Linked DNA regions of Homo sapiens: region 2 is linked to region 1. Evidence: chromatin loops called from intact Hi-C (ENCODE). Cell type or tissue: heart left ventricle. All regions are shown on one strand. Each heading gives the region's core, and the rest is flanking DNA. Links, peaks and the distances in the headings are about the cores only.

What was found. Hi-C counts contacts between places; a loop is a spot of excess contacts. Peaks named below come from ENCODE experiments on the same cell type or tissue, not always from the same donor. Only the 100,000 strongest peaks of a DNase experiment are listed, where the experiment ranks them.
Region 2: a loop joins it to region 1, with 2.6 times the contacts of the local background. A loop is called at or near these places in 8 of 110 quality-filtered maps.

What each region holds. Positions count from the first base shown.
Region 1 is chr12:46,828,442-46,835,238 of GRCh38, forward strand. It overlaps a transcript of SLC38A4 not described here. Among named protein-coding and RNA genes, the nearest start is that of SLC38A4, 5.8 kb to the left of the region's middle. RefSeq lists an enhancer at 3,091-3,899. In heart left ventricle, for the core only: no CTCF peak of the experiment used is centred there; DNase peaks (open chromatin) are centred at 2,800 and 3,370; H3K4me3 peaks cover 1,350 bases; H3K27me3 peaks cover 1,985 bases.
Region 2 is chr12:46,683,025-46,689,821 of GRCh38, forward strand. No RefSeq gene overlaps it. Among named protein-coding and RNA genes, the nearest start is that of SLC38A4, 140 kb to the right of the region's middle. In heart left ventricle, for the core only: no CTCF peak of the experiment used is centred there; no DNase peak of the experiment used is centred there.

The DNA of each region.
Region 1 (6,797 bases), core at 2,381-4,880:
CTCTCGAGTATCTGGGACTACAGGCGCACGTCACCACATCCAGCTAATTTTTGTAATTTTTAGTAGAGATGGTGTTTCACCATATTGGTCAGGCTGGTCTGGAACTCCTGACCTCAGGTGATCCACTCTCCTCAGCCTCCCAAAGAGCTGGGATTACAGGCATGAGCCACGGTGCCCAGCCTTTTCCCTGGTTTTTAATCATGCTGTATTGCAAATGTTTCCTTATCTATTCTTTCCTCCAGTAGACTCATTCATTGTTCCACAAATATTTCTTGAGCACCTGGTATTTGCCCAGCACTGTGCTAGGTGCTAGGAAGATAGGAATAAAAGAAACTCCCTAATATAGTTCTTTGAAGATAGTAACACTTGATAATTATTTATGGAATGAATGAGTGAAATTAGGTCATTATATACACAGTGGAAGAAAGAACTAAGAGACATGAAAGTGATTCTGTTTTTCCATTTCTCCTATCTCTCACACCATACTGTGTTATGTAACACATTTCTAACACCCTTGTTTCCTTAAGTTTTTGTTCTCCTCCCTCTGGTTGTCTTTATTTTACTGCTGTCTTTATTGCAACAAGCAGGAGCTTTTGCATAGGATGAATTTTATTCTAATATCAGCATTGTTACTTACTAGCTTTGTGACTCTTGGCTCTTTCCTTAACCTCTTCAATTTCCTGTCTGTAAAACAGAGATAACAAATACCTATAGAATAGAGTATCATGTGAAGATTAAATGAGATTCACATTAAAGGGCTTAGTATAAAGACTGGCTCTTAAAGCACCTTTCCTTTCACTTGTCCCTCCCCTACTTCTACCTCTTATCCTTCCTGCAGAACATCATCAGGGCAGTAGTGGCTTGCAAGATGATTTCAATTGATAGGTGGAAGCACATTTTTTAAAACTGTGTAATCATTTTGATATATTATTGTTTTGATGTATATAAAATATATAACAGCCTTTGATTTTTATAGAAATATTTGCTTTGGATATGTAAAAAGTAAAAAAAAAAAAAAGGAGGGTTAAGGTTCTAAAAATAGGATAAGGCAAAAAGAAAAAAACAACGTCCACAAGCTGTTATGTGTACATCACGAAGTCCACAAGCTGTTAAGTGTACTGTGATTGTCCTCACCACGTTTGTGCTGATAAACTGACATGGAACACAGGTACACTATTCCTTTCTCAAATGTCACTTATATAGAAAAAAGTCCAGTCCTAAGACTGCAAAGATTCAGAGAGTCCAGCTGCGTGATCATGTCTTTAGCTTGCTTGGAATAGGATTAGTCTGTAATAGAATAAGAAGTCAGCCCCAGGTCCTTAGAAGTCACCTGTCCAGCTCTGCCCTTGATAAAGAACAAAGAATTGTTCATTTACGTTTATGAACAATTAATGCCCAAGTAGAACTTCCAAAATATTTTGTGTTCTTCACACTGTGTATCTCCATTTTCTGATCTATAAAATGGGTATAATAATAGAATCTATCTCATAAGTTTGTTATGAAGGTCAAATGTTAACATAAAGGAAGTACTTAGAAACATATAATGTAAAAGTTCCTACATATGTGTGAGCCGGAATTACCATTAATCTAGTTCAGACCAGCCTCCAGCTTGCCTCCTGTCCCAGCAGCCTCCAAAAAAAGTTATTTATCTCTTTACACCACCAATCTTCCAGCCTTTTGTTGCTTTGTGATAAAATCAGCCTGATAAAAAGTTTCCTTTCTCTGGACACTGGTATTCAGAAATATGGAAAGATCAGATATTCTTTTCAATGTCTCTATTTTTACAGACTTCTACCCAAAACTTAGATTTTCTATAGATTTATTTGTTAGAATTTAAGAAATTCTCTCTCTCTCTCTCACACACACACACACACACACACACACACACACTCTTCTTGTGTTGCACAGGAAAGAGTTCACCAATTTCAGCGACTTTTTAGGAGACTTGCTTGTAGTGGGAACAACAACAAAATACAACATAGGCTGATTTCTCCCACCCCCTGCTAGGCCCTGGAAATTGAGATCTATGTGTAGGATGCTCTCTTTACAACATAACACATTTTAGCCCTAATGATTATGTCACAGCTACCCAGAAGCAAAAAAGGATGGCTGTAGGATAGCTAGAAATCGGGAACAGGCCATCCACTGTTGAAGCTCTGGCCTCTTTCCGCTTCCTTTAAGGTGAGAAACTGCCTGCCCACCCGCCCCCGTCCGCACAACTAAGTGGATAACCAAGCAGTGGGTCCTTTAGCCTTGGAGGATGGGGCTCTGGGCTAGGGAGAGTCTGCGGGAAGTGCCTGCCAGGATGGGCTTATTGCTCTAGAGCCACTCCTACTACCTTCACACTGTGCATTTAAGACCTCGGCATTTAATATCTCCCTGAGACAGGTAGAGATGCAGCTTTTACTCTGAGAAATAGACAAGCGCCAACCTGTCCCGGCCCTAGCCGGGAGATTCACAAGTGCTCAAGTTCACAAGTTTCACAAGTGCCCGCATCACTGCCTCCTGCACTCCTCTGCAAATGCCCTGGCACACCCGCGACCACGTATCCCTGAGTTTCCTAACTTAGTTCACCCCTTTTCCTCCAAGTCAGCAGCCCGGTGAGCATTCCAGGGTCAGTCCTGGTGCTCAAAGTAAGGGCAATCTTCCATCTCTGCCTGCTGGATCACAAAGAGGAGCTGGGAGATTCGCCGTTTTCCCCCACAACCGGCACCTGCCCTGGCCCAGAGCGCAGCGTCCACCTGTACCACCGCTAGATGAAGAGTACCTCACCGCGCGCTGCCTGGGCGCACAGCTGGTGTGCCGCGCTCGCCACCTCTCCTGGACTCAAGGGTGCTCCCGGCTTACGCTTCTCGGGGCTTCCCGGGTCCGGGTTCCCTCTCCCCCGTCTCACTTTCTTCCTTCATTCGCTCTTCTCTCAATTTTTCCTCCATCAGCTCTAACCTGTAATCAATTCCCGCCTTCTGCCCCTCCTCCCTAGGCTTCTCTTAGCTCGGTTGCCGCGACCCCACTATCCGTCCCCGTTCGCATTTCTGCACCGCCCTGCCCTTCACTCCAGCGCGCAGCAGGCCGGGCAATCCGACCGCGCGGTAAGCCGCCCTCGGAACCGCTGGCGCAGTTTTCAGACTCGCCCACCGCCCAGAGACCAGGGGCCCACATCCAGCTCTGCTCTCGCCTTCTCCCTTGAAAGAGACTCCTTGGGGGCTCCCCAGGTCAGAGTACCCCGCCCGGGGAATCATGCTGGTCTCTGGGGCGACCCAGCTATCAGAGACGACAGTTCTATTTTAAGCCTTCCACCCAGTGTCCCCGACCTGAGGACGCGGGCGCGGGTCCAGGGACTCGGGTAACACCTTGCCAGCAGGATCCCGGGCGGTCGCGGAGCCAGCTCCCGCGGGGGAAGTCGGGCCTCTCAGCCAGGCAGGCGGCGCGGCCACGGAACGCAGTCCCAATACAACCAACTCGAAATCCAACAGCCCAGGGAATCCCAGTGCGGGAGGCGGAGGTGCCCCATACCCCAGCCCTCCTGGAATAGGCTACCTTGGCACAACCGCTTCTCCTTGAAAAGAAGTCACACATGAGCCCGCCCAATCAGTCTCTTCCCTCCATGTGCCCTAGTTTACGTTATTTCTAGTCAACCGAATCATTAGCCTGCAATAACCCACCCAAAGCGTGAATGTTTGGAAAATAATAAGAATTAGGAACTATGAGCATGTCATGAAGAGCCCCAGACATAAGCCCCAGATGATTGAGAGACCGGGCTACACACGTGTGGATGTCCCCCGTGCATACACACAAGCACCCATCCGATAGGCTGGGATCCAGCTGCAAGTTTGGACACTGACAAGTCTCAAGTCTAACAGGAAATACAAAAAAAAATTCACTCACCCGCCTCTTTTACTACCCTTTCCAGACTGGGATTCAGGGAAAGTATCAGAAAGGGATGGATGGAGAGACCCTTCTTTCTTTTCTTTTCGCCTTTCTAAAGAGTGGAAATTTCCATCATGTGATAGGGGCAACATCCCCAGTGTCGCGTTTCCTGCGGACCCTCCCTTCCAGGCCAGCCACCAATCGTCAGGCGGCAACCTGAGAAGTAGACCAAAGCATCCTCCCAGGTGGGGCTGAGATGTCCAGCTGTCCTTCAGGAGTGAAGCCTGGAAGCCCGGTCCCTGCTCCCTCTTTCCTGGGTCCGGGATAACCGAGAAGATCCTGGTGTGGGTTTATTTTTCGACGGTTAGATTTCTTCCATGAGTCAAGGTTGCATTTATTGGATCTGTCCTATAAGCTGAAGTACATGTGGATCTTTATTTTAAAGTCTGTAAAAGAGTGTTCAGGGTAGATGACTCACTAAATTTCCTCCTGGTATGGAGGTGACAAACGTGAACTTTACATAAAGAAAAAGAAACATTTGAGGAAGGAGTACAAATGAAAAACCTGTCATTCACAGTAAACGTCACTTTATGCATGAAAGAAATGGGATAACTTGCTAGTACTTAAGAGTGGGTCTTTGGTGATAATTTTTTTTTCTAGAATTCCAGTTTAAGCACAATCCTCAGTACATATGAAGAAGGAATTAGGCTATAATAATAAATAGCATTCGAACGTTAATTCTATTTGTTAAAGTTACAACCTACCATTGTAAGGAAAATTATTTACGTTGAAACTATTCTCTAGTATTAAACAAAATTCTTGTTTCGAAGAAGGCCTGTGTAACAAATATGTTCACAATCCCCCATTTATTTAGTAGTGAGTTGTCATTCTTTAGGGAAAGAAAACTATCCTATGGAGACGTTGAACCCACAGTGTAACTAACTCTCCAGGCAACACAATTTACCTTTTGTATTCTCACACATCCAGTTTAACTTTATTCAGAATGGCAAGTTTCACTGCCTGTCCATACTGTCCACCTAGAACCTTCTCGTTTTATAGCTCCCAATAACTAAAACCAGCAACAGCTTAGTGCTTTAAAAAAATAAGATAACAGCAGAAACTCACCTGGATAATGCATAATAATCAGAAACACTAAGAACACAGGATTAATGCACACACACATACACATCAAACTGTACTAGGACAATCTGACAATACAGATTCAATAGAAGGATGATGTAACACACTTTCACTGGAGCTACAATTTTAGAAACTAAAAAAAATTATATAAAAATGTTTGTTTTGTAAAAACTGATTTTCTTCTGAGCCCCCAAGCAAATACGGTAAACCTCTCTATCATAGCAAGAAGTTTACATTTTGTGGAATTAGACTGTATCAGAATAGTTTTGAATTCCCTATAAGCTTGTTGAAACTAGATTCTCTACACATTATCACACTTCTCCATTGATTCTTACTTTATAAATATAAACATCTTTTATAAAGCTACTAAAATGTCAAAATTGGTAGGATTTGGAGAGAATTAGTGAGATCAAGGTAGATACACATTTCTCTTTTCCTAACCTGCGATTTAGTAAAAGCAAAACTCAGGTTTATAAAACAAAAAGCCATTCCAGAGAAGGAAGACTCAAATGAAGGTAAGATCATTTGAGTCTTCTCAAGATAAGTAATTCCACGACACAAACTGGTTTACTGTGCAACTGCTCAACGTTTTTTGTTTTTTTGTTTTTTTGTTTTTTTTTTTTTGAGACGGAGTCTCACTCGTCGCCCAGGCTGGAGTGCAGTAGCCCAATCTCGGCTCACTGCAAGCTCCGCCTCCTGGGTTCACGTCATTCTCCTGCCTCAGCCTCCCGAGTAGCTGGGACTACAGGCGCCCGCCGCCACGCCCGGCTAATTTTTTGTATTTTTAGTAGAGACGGGGTTTCACCGTGTTAGCCAGGATGGTCTCGTGATCCGCCTGCCTTGGCCTCCCAAAGCGCTGGGATTACAGGCGTGAGCCACCACGCCTGACCGCAACTGCTCAACTTTTAAAGGGACTGCTTATTTAATCAGTTCTTGACATCATATCTTAGCTAGTACAGAAGAGATCAAAAGCAGTGGTTCATGGTCTAATGTAATAGAGAACTATGAGTTATGCATTTATATGTGCTAGTAATATTAATCAGGTTGTGGGTTGAGGTTAAATGAGTCTTGTATTCATCTATAAAACAATAAAATTATGGCTATTATACATCAGTAGAGTCTGAGAAGATCTAACGCAATGCCTAGGTAGGATAAGACAACTGACAACTCTTTATTTTCTGTGTTACAATAAAAAGTTTGAACCATTAATGGCCACATTGAATCTGCTCACCAATCCTCAAGGGTTTCTTTTAAACTAGTGTTTGAAAGGATGGGAAGCAATTCTAACTAATGACATGAGTATTCCTGAAGGCCACATTGTGAAACACATTTTGGTTTCTCCTCAGATCATTCACTGGCTGTAGAGTACATAGCTTGATTTAGAATCCCAGAGTCACCACCTACTAGCTATGGAAACTTGGACAAGTCTCTTTAGCTCTTAGTGGCTCAGTTTGTCATCTGAAAAATACAGAATGTTTCCTGATACATTGCTTTCCTGGCTTAAGTCAAGTTCAGACAGTACTACAAACACACTTAGTGATGGAGAAAAACAGAAGTTTACAGAACAGTTAGAATTTACTCATCATTTTGATAAAGCTGAATTGATTGGAACACTCTAAAATTATTTTAACACTCTGGTTTTAGGAGTGGTCATTGGTTTTGTTGTGGTTGCTTTTGTTTTAAGAAAAATCTATATTTAAAAATTTATGAAATATATTTTTCAGAACTGAAGCTAATGCTTGTAGACAGAGTTCTATGCTGCAACAAGTTTAAAATAACACTGTTACAAT
Region 2 (6,797 bases), core at 512-3,011, 150 kb before region 1:
CAAGCCCTGACCAGATGCTGATCCAGGGATCACCCAAACTGATGACATCCCTGTCCTCAAGGAGCTGATACTCTAGCAGGGGCAGACAGGCCGATTGGGAAGATGGACTGAAATTGACAGTGGCTCTTGGGTAGAACAGAGACCCCTGATGTAACAGATGTATTAGGAGAACATAGAGAACTCAAGAACGAGAATGGAGTCGTTGGACTTCCGAGAAAACTGGAGTCAGCATCTGGCAAGTCACCAGGAATCAAGTCTGCTGCATTTCTTCCACTGTCCTTGGGCCACATCATCTCTCATCTGCTTCTGTCTGCACATCACTACCTCCTCATATCTTAAAATCTGTTGGCTCTTCTCCATTTCCATTGCCCTGATCCTAGTCTTAAAGTAGTACTCTTTTATTCTTGCCCAGAAAACTGAAATGGCCTCCTAATTTTTCTCCCCAAATCCACTCTCTCATGCCTGTTTTCAATTTATTTTCCTTCTCAATACTAACAGATTGGTAAAAAGTAGAAAATGTTGTCAATTGTTTTCCAGTGCCCTTATGAGATAGACATCAAAACTTATGATGTGGAACGGGAATACTGCTCACCCCCTCAGTGCCTTTGGACATACTGCCTTCTTTGTCAGAGGGTCCTGCAGCCCTATCCTTGCCTTTCTCAGGCATGGGCAAAGGATTAGCTGATGACAAGTGAGGGAGATGTGGGCACACTGTAAACACCAGCACTGTAAGAACCACTTTTCTTTTCTTACTGCTGTGACCAAGGTGACGTTCCAGATAAAGCCTGCTCAGTGAGCCTGAGTCCAGATCCAAGAGGATGCAGAGCAGAGCAATGGTGGCATATAGCATGATAGATGAATTACCCTGACTGTTGACCCCTACTATGTGGGGTCATTTGTTACTCAGCATCACCTAGCCTGCCCTGATTGATGTATGTGGTTTATGAGCTCTTGCTTTTTGCCCTATCTCTTGCTGAGGACTCTCTGGCTTTTCAGTAGTTTGGTAGTTATACATGTTGCTCTTCCCACCTTAGACATTTCTCTATGTTATTCTCTTTTGTTGGAAAGTTCTTTACACCATTTTGTTGTAGTTGTTGTTGTTGCTGAGTTCACATTTCCTTACCAGTGAGATCTCAGCTTAAGTTTGACATTATCAGGAAAGAATTGTCTGGCCTGTGTATAAGGTACCTAGAATTCACTTTCTTTGTCATCATGTCTTTCACTAAACTATAATTTCCATGAAGTCGATGTATTAGTCTGTTTTCATGCTGCTGATAAAGATATACCCGAGACTGGGCAATTTACAAAAGAAAGAGGTTTAATGGACTTACAGTTCCATGTGGCTGGGGAAGCCTCACAATCATGGTGGAAGGCAAGGAGGAGCAAGTCATGTCTTACATGGATGGCAGCAGGCAAAGGCAGAACTTGTACAGGGAAACGCCCCCTTATAGAACCATCAGATCTCATGGGACTTATTCACTATCATGAGAACAGCATGGGAAAGACCTGCCCCCATGATTCAATTACTTCCCACTGGGTCCTTCCCACAATATGTGGGAAGTCAGGATGAGATTTGGGTGGGGACACAGCCAAACCATATCAGACAGAGACCATGTATTTAGCTCAGACTTCTTTGAGGCCCTGCTTCCTCCCCACTATGGGCCAAGTTCTGTGCTGAGGGCTGGAGGTAATGCAGTGAGTCAGTCATGAGCCCTGCTTTCACAAATCTGTCCCATAAAAGGAAAGGCAGACATGCAAGCAGCAGGATTTGAACCCACTGTGTGTTCTAACAGGTAATGAGGATAAGTGATGCAGGGCAAAGGGAAGGCAAAGAAGACTGCCTTGAGAAGGGAGTGTCTAAGAGGGTTTAAAGAGGGAATTGGAATCATCCAGGTAGGGAGCTTGCTGGGATGGCATGGGATGGGGATGAGGGGTTGTAGAGCAAGGAGACAGGGTGGATAAAGTTTTCAAGGCTTCAGAGAAGATGAGCCTGGGAACAGCAGGGACCAGAGTGAACCTCTGGCATCTTTGTTCTTGAGAATCCAAGCATTCTTGCTTCAGTGCCTTTGCAAGTAAAAAGTGGTAGGTGGTGTTTGCACACACTGTGAGAACCAGAACTCTATGTCCTGAACATCTAGAGGAGGGGTAATTACTTCCCATTGGGGAGGAAGGGAGCTGGGGCAGGAGCAATGGGGAAGATTCTTCTCAGCTGAGGCTATAAGGGAAAGGAAGCTGGGCTGACCAGGTTTGGGGAAGAGGAGTAGCTCAGCAGCAAAGGTAGGAGGCCTGCCTCTGCAAAGGTAGTAGAAGGAATGCAGTCTGTTCTGCCTGCTTAGCATAAGTGGGGGTTAGCTTCCTGGGGACCAGCTGGCTGTGTAAGATCATATCGCACAATGGGGCCATTTTCTGTAGGTCCCCCCTGGATTAGAGGGTGACAATGAGCCCTGCCTGTCCTCTGTGCTAGTCATACTGTTTTCAAGTGTGGCAGAGTTCACCAGGATAGGGCTGCCAGGAGCTTGTCCACTCAACTGATTGGAATAGGGAGGCCTGGGCAAATGATAGCTAGACAGTGGGGCTGGGCCAGCTGCAGGAGATGGGAAGCTGCAGAGGTGGGTGATGAAGAAGCTGAGGCTTTACATTTCCAGGTGTCAGGGTCTCTGGCCTGGGCCAACTCCAAGTCCCATGGACTCCTTCCTGGGGGGCAGCTAGGTGCCTAACGTCTGCTGGCTGAGCTTCCAAACTCTCAGACTCAAACTGGATGGACTCTCTGGATCAGCAGCTGGGTGTCATTTGGTGTGCCATGGCTGACCCATCAGCCCTGGCAGCCTGCAGTGCCAAGCTGAGGAGTCCAAAGTTGTCTGTGTGCTCTGTGAGAAAAAGTGCTGTGATCTATTAGCCAGGTCTGCAGTGGGTGATGAAGGCGAGACCTATGATATGTGTGCCAGCCATTTGTCATCCCTGGTAGGGTTTACACCTTTATTTTGTGTATAGAGAAACTGAGGCTCAGAGGGAGGAATGCCTTCTTCCAGTTTGAGGTCCTTCTGCCTCCCGCTCTAGCCGCCCCACAGCCTTCTGTGTTCCCATAATGATGCATAATGAAGACAGCACTGTTTGTACAGGGAATCCATGCATACTGGATGTGTCTGGACCTACATTGTATTCCTCCTGTTTTTTTTTGTTTGTTTGCCTATACCTTCAAATATTTAATGTGTCTTGTACATTATATTTGTGTGTTTTAAAGGATAATAAAACATCTGTGAACCAACCATTCAGCTCCAGGGCTAGAACATTCCCAATAATTTGCATCCATGTGTTTGCAATTTGTCCTACCCCAGAGGTCACTGCAATCTGGAATTTTGTCATTCCCTTGCTCATAGAATTACTATATATGTCCAAAATGTATACGATTTGGTGTTTGTCCAGCTTTATGAAAATGATATGCAATATGTAAACTTCTAAGAATTGCATTTTTTTACTCAATATTTTAATGATTCTAAGCTTTATCCATGCTGACGTATGTAGCTATATTTTATTTTTACTATTATGAAAATGAATAATGTGAATATTCCACAGTTGGTTTTTGCATTCTATCAATGGATATTTGGGTCATATCCATTATTTTCTATTCTTAACAATGTTGCTATGAGGAAATAAAGAAAAGTCATTTGGTGCAAATTACGAATAACTCCAGACCCCTTAAGGACAATACATATTTAAGAGAAGGAAAATGTAGTGCTTTTGTTGGAAGAGGCCAGCTGCTGGATTTGGTGATGACATATGTAGAAGTGGGCTCCTGTTTAGCAGTTCTGGGGGTGGGGCCTCACAGAATAGACACTGTTAAGGTTGTCTAACTACAGTACAGTCACCAGTTTTAAAACATTCCCCAGGTGATTCTAAGTAAAGTGTGGCTAACATGGGCATATAATGTAGGTTTTCATACTTTCCAAAATATTTTTGGTTTGCCATATGTATACAAGACACTATGTTAACACTGATATTTGGGGAAAATTTTGCAAATTTAATTCAATAAGTACTTATTATATATCTACTCTGCTAGGAAGTTCAACGGGGAACCAGTTAGAGGATTCTGTGTCTTAAAATGTGATTCATGCACCACCTGCATCATAATCATATTTTGTTTTAATGCAGATTCATGAAGTTTAGCCCAGACTCTCTGAATCCAGTATTCCTGTGGATGTGGCCTAGGAATCTGCACATTCAACAGGCATCCTCGGATGCTCTTTTATACATTAAAGATTGAGAAACATTACTTCAGGACTTTTTTTATTAAATGAGGTTGTAAAATATTTTATGGAATGCAAGGGAGGAAATAACTTCTTTCACATAGGGAAGACGGGTAAGGATTCCCAGAAGGGTATGTGAGATTTTAAGCAATGAATGAAATTACTATGGAAAGAATGAAGGAAATTCTAGGAAGAGGGTGGAGCACGTACAAAAGTAAGGAAGCATAGTCCAGGAAGAGAGAGTGGCTTTCTGTGGGGAAAGGTGACAGAGATGAGAGAGAGAGAGGGAAATGCAAGAATGGAGAAAAAAGGAGCAGAGTAGGTTGTCACAGTGTTTGGTAAAATAGTGCTCATTGAAGGGCTGAGGGCTGGTTTACAGTCCTCATGTCGACCTCCTTCAAGTTCCCAACACACTCATGCTGTTCTCTCACTATCCCAAATTTCACTTCTAATCTCTTAATAGTGTCCATGATCTGAATCTGCTTTAATTTCTTCCTTTTTAAAAAAATGTACCTAGGATGTCAGTGGAATGGATGGGTAAGAACCCTGGAAAATCTATCCCTCCATAAAAGCAATGAGACCAAGGGGGAAAAAATGGTGAAAATCTACTTTTTCAGAACTCTGGGTATTAATCAAAGGCTTGCCACAGTCTGAAGACCTTTTTTCCCCGCCCCCCCCCCCAAAAAACAATGGCCAAATCTGAATAAGAGCAGTGAGATTTTTAATATTGTAAATTGCCTTATTCCCATCCTCTTCTCCCCAGCTGAGAGGCTTGAAAAATCAACATCTCTGTAATCTCAGGTGGAAACCAGCAGCCTAGTGGGCAGAAATGTTTGGAGCTGGCCAAAAGAACCATTCTCAGAAAATTGTCACTATTTGATCAATCTGGAAGTTTCCTGGAAATGCCCACTCACAAGGCTTTTCTTTGTTTGACTTGTCTCAGAACTCTTTCTATGTGTGCAGCCTTTTCCATGAGGGTGTTGCTTGAAAATAATGAGCAGAATTATGTTAGCATTGAAGCTATCTAGGTCCAATAACAGTTGGGAAAAACAAAAAGCTGACCAAAGTGATTAAAAGGGAAAGTTGGGAAATAAGATGTCCATAGGGGAATTTGAAAAGTTCCAACATATTCTAGAAAGGCCATGCACATGTCCAGGGCTGTGTGCATGTCCAGGGAAGACCTAAGAATGCCCTAAGCTCTCTAGGATCTCACCTCTGACTGACTTTCAGACTCTGTGCAATCTAAAAGTAAAGACTAAGTCAAGGTTGTACATTGCTTGCCTGAGTATTGAAGGTGTGCCCAAACATGCACACAGATCCCCTTGTCAAAGGTTTATTGGTTGAAATAACTTAAGAAAATCTCTGTCTATATATGAGCTGACCACTAAACTGACTGAGCAGAAAATTCAGAGGCCACACATGACCAAAAAGTAGATACGTCATTGACTTAAGTAAGGAAAGTCACTCAGCAATCAACACTAGCAAAATCAACAACAATAACAGCAACAACAAACCTTGGGGATTCTGATTTCTGAGGTGCCACATTATATTATTTAAAATATCCAGGTGAATACAAAAAGTTATAAGGCATACAACAAAACAAGGAAGTAGACTCATGCACAGTGGAAAAAAGCAATCAATTAAAACTATCCCTGAGGAAGTCCAGATGCTAGATTTACTACTCAAAGATTTTAAACTGACTATTTAAAATATGTTCAGAGAACTAAGGAAACCATGTCTAAAGAATTGAAAGTATGAGAATGAGGTCCCACTAAATAGAGAATATCAATAATGAGATATAAAAAATAACCAAATAGAAAGTATGCAGAAGAAAATAAAATAGCGCAAATGAAAAATTTACTAAAGGTGCTCAACAGATTTGAGCTGGCAGAGGAAATAATCAGTGAATTTGAAGCTAGATCAATTGAGATCTTTCAGTCTGAGACAGAAAAAAAGAGTGATGAAGAATGAACAGTCTCAGAAACCTATAGGGCACCATAAAGTGCATCAACATACCCATACTGGGAGTTCCAGAAAAGAAGAAGAGAGGGAAGGGACAGAACATTTGGTAAAGAAACAGAGGACAGGCCAGGTTTAGTGGTTCATGCCTGTAATCCCAGCACTTCAGGAGGCTGAGGTGGGTGGATCACGAGGCCAGGAGATCGAGACCATCCTGGCTAACACAGTGAAACCCCGTCTCTACTAAAAACACACAAAAATTATCTGGGCATGGTGGCACGTGCCTGTAGTCCCAGCTACTCGGGAGGCTGAGGCAGGGGAATTGCTTGAACCTGGGAGGCGGAGGTTGCAGTGAGCCAAGATCGTGCCACTGCACTCCAGCCTGGGTGACAGAGTGAGACTCTGTCTCAAAAAAAAAAAAAAAAAGAAACAGTAGACAAAACTTCCCAAATTTAATGAATAACATTAATCAATAAACCAAAGACACTTAATAAACTCTTAAGTAGGATAAGAAAAGAGATCCACACCTAAACATATCATTATCTGTTGAAAACTAAAAACAAAGAGAACCTTAAAGCAAGAGAAACAACCTAC